2 separate regions of the Homo sapiens genome follow, and region 2 is linked to region 1. A link is an interaction called in ENCODE POLR2A ChIA-PET data of the cell type or tissue named here. Cell type or tissue: CD4-positive, alpha-beta T cell. All regions are shown on one strand. Links, peaks and the distances in the headings refer to the core of each region. The heading gives the core; the rest is flanking DNA.

What was found. Peaks named below come from ENCODE experiments on the same cell type or tissue, not always from the same donor. Only the 100,000 strongest peaks of a DNase experiment are listed, where the experiment ranks them.
Region 2: POLR2A ChIA-PET joins it to region 1 with 7 read pairs; 11 of 35 experiments call an interaction of 5 or more read pairs at or near these places.

Annotation. Positions count from the first base shown.
Region 1 is chr1:37,849,210-37,853,595 of GRCh38, reverse strand. The region is part of intron 2 of MTF1 (metal regulatory transcription factor 1); the gene reads left to right. Among named protein-coding and RNA genes, the nearest start is that of MTF1, 8.2 kb to the left of the region's middle. In CD4-positive, alpha-beta T cell, for the core only: no CTCF peak of the experiment used is centred there; a DNase peak (open chromatin) is centred at 1,645.
Region 2 is chr1:37,899,151-37,903,536 of GRCh38, reverse strand. The region is part of intron 7 of INPP5B (inositol polyphosphate-5-phosphatase B); the gene reads left to right. It overlaps LOC124904043 (a long non-coding RNA gene), which reads right to left and starts at 360. Exons shown (of 4, transcript XR_007065876.1): 1 at 1-360. RefSeq lists an enhancer at 1,705-1,944. In CD4-positive, alpha-beta T cell, for the core only: no CTCF peak of the experiment used is centred there; a DNase peak (open chromatin) is centred at 1,786; H3K27ac peaks cover 212 bases.

The DNA.
Region 1 (4,386 bases), core at 63-4,062:
GAATAGCCAGTTGTCCTGTTACAACAGAGTCAGCACACTTTTTTCTGCTTAGGGCTAAATAGTAAATATTCTGGGCTTTGCAGGCTATAAGGTCTCTGTTGGAGCTACTCCATTCTTCCATTGTAGCACAAAAGCAGCCATAGACAATACATAAAGAATGAACATGGCCAAGTTCTGATAAGACTTTACAAAAACAGGCAGTGGGGTGGATTTGGTTCACTGGCTGTAGTGTGCTGACCCTTAGACTAGAACATAGTAGTAGAAGGAGATAAGGATGGAAAGATAGCAAAGATCCAAACATGGAAGGCAGTGGTAACCTTCTATGGGTTTTGAACTGTACTCTCCTAGAAATGGTGGGAAACCATTGGAGGTGTCTAAGCCAAGGCTAGAGTGGTTAGATAGAGAATGTGGTTAGAGTAGCATTTTAGAAGGATTGGTCTGGCAGCAGAGGTAGCTTGGAGGCAGAGGAAAACTGGAGACTTCTTGCCTAGTTAGGAGACAGTTGTAGTTTATGTTTGGGGTTTCATTTAAATCTGAAGAAAGGATAGTGGCCTTGTTCATGGGAAGAATCAAGGACTTTTGTAGAAGTACGAGAGAACTTCGTACGTGTTATTGGAGTTTGATGAATGAGCCATGAGTTGGGCATGATTCAAAGGTTTTGAATAGGCCAGGCACAGTGGCTCATGCCTGTAATCCCAGCACTTTCGGAGGCAGAGGCAGGTGGATCAGTTGAGGTCTGGAGCTCTAGACCAGCCTGGCCAACATGGTGAAACCCTGTCTCTACTAAAAATACAAAAATTAGCCGGTTGTGGTGGTGCATGCCTGTAGTCCCAGCCACTTGGGAGGCTGAGGCAGGAGAATCACTTGAACCCAGAGGGCGGAGGGTGCAGTGAGCCATGATTGTGCCACTGCATTCCAGCCTGGGCAACAAAATGAGAATCTGGTTGGAAAAAAAAAAAAGGTTTTGAATCATGTTGATTGAAAGGATTCATCCATTTTCCCAAATTTGTTGAGTTTCTGCTGTGTCTTAGCACAGCTTTTTGATGGAGCTCAAATCTAGGTGAAGAGTTAAGCAGTTAAGAGTCCGTTGTGGTAGATATTTTAACAGAGGTGTATTCGAAGTGCTGTGTGCATGCTGAGGAGAAAGTGGCTAACTCTGCTCTCCGCACCCTCCAAATGGTGATCCCATTCATAGGAATCAAGAAAGATGGGAAAAGGAAAAAGTTTTGATGGGGTAATTAAAGAGTTTGGTAGGAGTGTATTGAATGTATAGTCCTTGGAGAAAAGTAACATGAACAAATGGAAAGCTCATTGGAAACGTGTATCTGAGGTCAAAGAAATGGTTTGGAGTTAGAATAGTAGTAGAAAGGGGCCTTCAAACTGTGGGTAGTTTACTTAAGGGAGAAGTAAGAGTTGGCCTGAGAATTTAAGGGTTGGAAAGAGAAAGAGGAACCCAAGAAGATCACAGTAGTCAAAGAGATGGGTCGACTGCAGTGTTGTGGAAGCTGAAGGAAGAGAGTGTCAACAAATGAGAATATTCCTGTGTGACCCTGCAGAGGGATTGAGGAGCCCCGAAGAAGCCTTTAGTTGTGCTGGTTGTGCAGTTGTTCACATATCATGAGAAGACTTGCAGCAGAGCACTGGGGCTGAAGCCAGGTTTTGAGTGATGAAGAAGTGAGTGAGTGATGAGGAAACAGGAGGCAGGAAATGTCAAGTTGGCTTTTTTTTTTTTTTTTAAATAAGTTTGGTAGTTAGAGGAAGAAGAGTGATGAGGCAGTAGTAGCTAGCTCAAGGAGATTGAATCATTTTTGTTTAGCATAGGTAATTTGGACATAGTTTAGGACCTAAACTTTAGGCCATCCTCCATCAGTGATTACTGTGTGAAAGTGTTTCATGAGCGAATGTTCGGGAAACATTAAGTTAAACCAAGACAGAAATTTGTTGATTAGGACTTCTCAGAGCCTTTGATGTGCCAACAGCTAAGAAGGAAGAAAACACAGAATTTTTCAAATGCTTTAAACTTGAGAAACCATTTTTCAGATCTAATTTCCAGGGATCAGTGTTTTGTGGAACACATTTTGGGAAATGCTGATCTAGGCAGAAGAGGAGGAGATGGTACAGAGGGAATGATTATGCAATCAGTGAAAAGCTGTCACTTTTCCACTTTGTACTATTCAAATTGGTTTATTCTATTTGCAAGTCTGGTTTGCCATTCTTGTCTTCAGATCATTGATAATCATATTGAATAGCACAGGGTCAAGGATATTATGAGCACTTTGTTCAGTTTGCTGGGGATTTAGCTCACTCCACTTTCCTCTCACCCACATTTTTCCATGCTATCCATGAGACCTTTGTGGAAGATGCTATATTCTTGAAATCAGTAGGTTTGGGGTTGGGTGGAGATTGAAGGAGAAGTAGCAGTAGCTTTAGTCTTCGAAAATCTTGCTTAATGACCAGACATTCAGGAGGCTTGCCTTCCTGAAGCACTGTCTTAGCTTAGCTTTTGTTTTGGCAGTGATTTTATTTTGGCATTAAAATCCACTTATTTGGCCTGAAGAGGCTGATGTTTATGACTACTCGATAACAGACTTCATGATCCTTTAGCTCTTCCTTACTCCTTTTCCTTTCGTTTTTTTTCAGCTTGGTTTTTGGTTTTTTCTTTTCCCTCCATGCACAGGTGTTACTCTTGAGAAATCAAATCATTTGATAACTAGTTGGTCTTCTTGGCTTCCCAAGCAGCTTATTTTCTGAGTCACATTTTAGCCTGAATTTCCTGTTTACTCCTGGTTTTTTCATTGTTTCATATAGTGTGGAGTTGGCTTACCTATTACTTCATTTTCTTTTCTTCATGCTTGTCTTGCGCAAAAAATAAACCAACCAGAACCTTGCCACAGATAGTCTTTTCCTACCACAAGGCCGCTGGTCATTCTGACTCGAATTTCACGTATCTTATTCTCATACTTGTTATTTCATTACTGTCTCCCTACTGATTTGGTAGCTTTGAGATCTCTCTCTCTCTCTCTCTCTCTTTCTCTCTCCCTTTTTTTTCTCTTTCTCTCTCTCATTCCCTTCCTCCCTCCCTTCCTTCCTTCTTTTCCCTTTCTGTCTTTCTTCTTTCCTTTCTCTCTTGAAACAGGGTCTCACTGTGTCACACAGGTTGGAGTGATTACAGTGGTGGGATCGTAGCTCACTGTAACCTCAAACTCCTGGGCTCAAGCAATCCTCCTGCCTCGACCTCCCAAAGTGCTGGGATTATAGGCATGAGCCATGGCACTTGGCCAGCTTGCAAAATTTCTAATCAAAATATTTTCATTCTGCCTAAAAACAAAAGCTTTTTTTTTTTTTTTTTTTTTTTGGTTGAGACAGGGTTCCATTCTGTAGCCAGGCTGGAGTACAGTGGCACGATCATGGCTCACTGCAGCCTTAACCTCCCAGGCTCAAGCCGTCCTGCCACCTCAGCCTCCACAGTAGCTGGGACCACAGGCATGTGCTACTGTGCCGGCTACTTTTTGGTGGTTGTTTTGGTAGAGAGGGGTCTCACTATGGGCTGGTTCCAAAATCCTGGGCTCACGCAATCCTTCCACCTTGGCCTCCCAAAGTATTGTGATTACCGGCATGAGCCACCATGTCTGGCCCTTTAAGGCCTTTCTACTCCAAGTCTCGAAGCAGCTGCGTCTTGTTGTTTGTTTGTTTGTTTACGTATTTTATTTTATTTTTTTAAGACACTGGGTCTTGCTATGTTTGCCCAGGCCATCATCATAGCTCACTGTAACCTGGAACTTCTGGCCTCAACCAATTCTCCCTCCTTAGCCTCCTGAGCTGCTGGGATTAAAGGCATGAGCTACCACACCTGGCAACTGTGTTTTCTTTAGTTGGTTTGTGCAGTCCATTCTTGAATCTGTGCCCTTCCATAGAACCTGCCAGGACGGTCTAGTTACCTGTTCATCTACCTCTGTCTGCACTACATTGGTGACGTGATGTATCCTCCATGGCTAACTGACCTTGCCAGTTTTCTATAGAGTAGTTGGCCAAGGAGCATGAAAAAACCCTAGGAATCGTATGCAAAATTTATTCTACATGATGCACCAAAGTATTCCAGCACATTGATTAGGAAAGGTATCATTTTCTACCAACAAGCACAGTTACAGCAATTTTTTTTTTTTTTTAATTGAGGTGAAGGCTTGCTCTGTTGCCCAGGCTGGAGTACAGTGGCACGATCTTGGCTCACTGCAACCTCCGCCTCCAGGGTTCAAGAGATTCTCCTGTCTCAGCCTCCCGAGTAGCCAGGATTACAGGCATGTGCCACTAGGCCTGGCTAAATTTTGTATTTTTAGTAGAGATGGGGTTTCACCATATTGGTCAGGCTGGTCTTGAACTCCTGACCTC
Region 2 (4,386 bases), core at 150-4,149, 50 kb before region 1:
GCCAGAATGGTCTCAATCTCCTGACCTGGTGATCCACCCGTCTCGGCCTCTCAAAGTGCTGGGATTACAGGCGTGAGCCACTGCGTCCGGCCCCATTTTTATTTTATTTCTTGATTGTATGCTAAACGAGGGGTAGATTATTCAAGCCTCCCCATTTTAGACCATATAGGGTAAGTTCCTGACATTGCCATGGCATTTGTAAACTGTCATGGCGCTGGTGAGAGTGTAGCAATGAGGATGACCTAGGTCATTCTCGTGGCCATCTTGGTTTGGTGGGTTTTAGCAGGCGTCTTTACTGCAGCCTGTTTTATCAGCAAGGTCTTTATGACCTGTGCCTTGTGCCGACCCTCATATCTCATCCTGTGACTTAGTATGCCTAACTCTCTGGGAATGCAGCCCAGCAGGTCTTAGCCTTATTTTACCTAGCTCTTATTCAAGATGGAGTTGCTCTGGTTCAAATGCCTCTGATAAAATGATTTAAGTTATTGAGGGATTTTACCCACAGTAGTGACGTGTCCAGATTTGTGTTTTCTTTTCTTTTCTTTTTTTTTTTTGAGACAGGGTCTCACTGTAGTGCCCAGAGTGGAATGCAGTGATACAATCATGGCTCACTGCAGCCTCGAGCTCCCTGGCTCAAGCTGTCCTCCCCCTTCACCTCCTGAGTAGCTGGGACTACAGGTTTGCACTACCATGCCCAGTTAATTGAAAAAATATATTTTGGGAGGCTGAGGTGGGTCGATCGCCTGAGGTCGGGAGTTTGAGACCAGCCTGACCAACATGGAGAAATCCCATCTCTACTAAAAATACAAAAATTAGCTGGGTGTGGTGGCACATGCCTGTAATCCCAGATACTCAGGAGGCTGAGGCAGGAGAATAGTTTGAACCCGGGAGGTGGAGGTTGCAGTGAGCCGAGATTGTGCCATTGCACTCCAGCCTGGTTAACAAGAGCGAAACAACATCTCAAAAAAAATTTTTTTTTTGTAGAAATAGGGTTTTACCATGTTGTCTTGGATTCCTGGACTCAAGCAATCCTCCTGCCTCAGCTTCTCAAAGCCTTGGGATTACAGGCATGAGCCACTGTGCCCACCCAGATTTGTGTTTTCTTCTAGGTGTTGGCAGAATGGAATTGGAGGAGGTGAAAATGGAGGTAGGGAAATCATTAAGTGGGCTTTCCAGAAACATTAAGGGCCTAAACTAAGGCATGACAGTAGGGATAGAGAAGACAGTCAGATATAAAAATATTTAAGAGAGGCTGGGTGAGGTGGCTCACGCCTGTAATCCTAGCACTTTGGGAGGCCAAGGTGGGTGGATCACTTGTGGTCAGGAGTTTGAGAGCACCATGGCCAACATGGTGAAACCCCGTTTCTACTAAAAATACAAAAATTAGCTGGGCGTGGTGGTGCATGCCTGTGATCCCAGCTTTCTTGAGAGGCTGAGGCAGGAGAATCGCTTCAACTCAGGACACAGAGGAGCCGTGAGCTGAGATCACGCCACCACACTCCAACCTGGGCAACAGAGTAAGACTCTGCCTCAAAAAAAAAAAATTTAATAGAGGATTCATAAGACTTGGTGACCGAACATGGGGAAAAAAGGAAAAATATCTATTGTCACCTATTAGATTGGGTGACAAAAAGATTGGAGGTCTGAGGTTAAAAAAAGGGCAGAGTGGGAGTAGGGAAGCAGGAGAGGAGAAAAGACAGGAAGCTGTGGCCAGAGGGGGAACTATGGGGCTGTGTAATGGCAAATCTGGTCAAGAGCTGCTCTGACAGCCAGCTTCCGTGCCAGGTTCTAGAGAGGAGATTCCGAGAAGACCGCCCTGTGGCTGGAAATCCCCCACATCATGCCTTAAAGTTTCCATAGGTAGTGTAATGAGTGAAGATGTTCTGGTCCTTGCTGGACTGTCCTGAGAGACCCCCTGTGAGAAGACATCGACAAGATGCAGGGCCATTTTCCCATCAGTACGCTATGTACCCCTGGCCGTGAACTGAATCCACAAACTGTCAGCCCTTAGGAGATGACCTTTCAGTCTGCTAGGAAGTACCTAAAGAAACATCCTGAGAGAGTCATTAGAAACCACTGACATGCAGAAGCAGAGCACTTCCTCATAACTCCTTAGTTTGAAAAGTGCAGGTGCCTTTCCATATGGTAAAGGCCCCTGAAATTTTGATATTTAAAATCCCCACTTTATAGATGAAGAAACCGAGACCCAAAGAGCAGAAGTGACTTCTCATGTCACACAGGAAGATAGTAGTAGAGCTGGACGTCAGCTGACATTTCCTGATACTTTGCTGTACTTAATACATAGAGTGCCTGCTGTGCACTGGGCAAGGAAGCAGAAGAAAGAAGACCAAGTCCCTGCCTCGCAGAGCTCACGATTTAGTGGAAATGGCATCCAATAATAATGAATAAATATAAGATTTAATATCAGGTCGGGCGTGGTGGCTCATGCCTGTAATCCCGGCACTTTGAGAGGCCGAGGCAGGCGGATCACCAAGTCAGGAGTTCGAGACCAGCCTGACCAACATTGTGAAATCCCATCTCTACGAAAAATACAAAAATTAGCTGTGTGTGGTGGCGCATGCCTGTAATCCCAGCTACTCAGGAGGCTGAGGCAGGAGAATCGCTTGAACCTTGGAGGCAGAGGTTGCAATGAGTTGAGATCGTGCCATTGTACTTCATCCTGGGTGACAAGAGAGAGACTCTGTCTCAAAAAAAAAACAAACAAAAACCGAAAACAAAAATTAGCTGGGTGTGGTGGCATCTACCTGTAGTCCCAGCTACACGGGAGGCTGAGGTATGAGAATTGCTTGAACCCAGGTGGCAGAGGCTGCAGTGAGCTGAGATTACCCCACTGTACTCTGGCCTGGGTGACAGAGTGAGTGAGACTCTGTCTCAAAAAAAAAAAAGAAAAAAAAAAAGAAAAATTCAAAGTAAACATGGAGATCTGTGGGAACACCAGACAAACTTCCAGTTGAAAGTAGTTCAGCCGGGCGCAGTGGCTCACGCCTGTAATCCCGGCACTTTGAGAGGCTGAGGCGGGCGGATCATGAAGTCAGGAGTTCAAGACCAGCCTGACCAACATTGTGAAACCCCGTCTCTACTAAAAATACAAAAATTAGCTGTGTGTGGTGGCACGTGCCTGTAATCCCAGCTACTCAGGAGGCTGAGGCAGGAGAATCGCTTGAACCTTGGAGGCGGAGGTTGCAGTGAGTTGAGATCGCACCATTGCACTCCATCCTGGGTGACAAGAGAGACTCTGTCTCAAAAAAAAAAAACCGAAAACAAAAATTAGCTGGGTGTGGTGGCATCTGCCTGTAGTCCCAGCTACGCAGGAGGCTGAAGCACGAGAATTGCTTGAACCCAGGAGGCAGAGGCTGCAGTGAGCTGAGATTGCCCCACTGCACTCTAGCCTGGGTGACAGAGTGAGTGAGACGCTGTCTCAAAAAAAAAAAAAAAAAAAAAATTCAAGGTAAACATGGAGATCTGTGGGAACACCAGACAAACTTCCAGTGGAACGTAGTTCAGCCGGGCACAGTGGCTCACGCCTGTAATCCTAGCACTCTGGGAGGCCAAGGCGGGCGGATCATGAAGTCAGGAGACCGAGATCATCCCGGCTAACACGGTGAAACCCCGTCTCTACTAAAAATACAAAGAAATTAGCTGGGTGTGGTGGCGGACTCCTGTAGTCCCGGATACTCGGGAGGCTGAGGCAGGAGAATGGCGTGAACCCGGCAGGCGAAGCTTCAGTGAGCCGAGATCGTGCCGCTGCACTTCAGCCTGGGCGACAGAGCAAGACTCCATAAAAAAAAAAAAAAAAGATGAAATGGAAATCTTTTTATGTGTATTATTTTTTCAAATTGCTACTAAGTTGTTAGGACTTAAATACTTATTTGGCCCTAACTACTTAAGTAGAACTGTTAGGGATTCCTTTTGGCCTAGAGGTACCTTGAGAAAATTATTATTATTATTATTTTGAGGCAGAGTTTCGCTCTTGTTGCCCAGGCTGGAGAGCAATGGTGCGATCTCGGCTCACCGCAACCTCTGCCTCCCAGGTTCAAGCGATTTTCTTGCCTCACCTTCCTGAGTAGCTGGGATTACAGGCATGTGCTACCACGGCTGGCTATTTTGTATTTTAAGTAGAGACGGGGTTTCTCCATGTTGGTCAGGCTGGTCTCGAACTCCCAACCTCAGGTGATTTGCCCACCTCGGCCTCCCAAAGTGGTGTTGGGATTACAGGTGTGAGCCACTGCGTCTGGCCTCAGAATTGTTAATCAGGACCCCCATGGAACACCATTATCAACTAGAGTACAATGCTTCTGTACAGTTCCACTTGCCTTTAGTCTTTTTTTTTTTTTTTTTGACAGTTTCACTCTTGTTGCCCAGGCT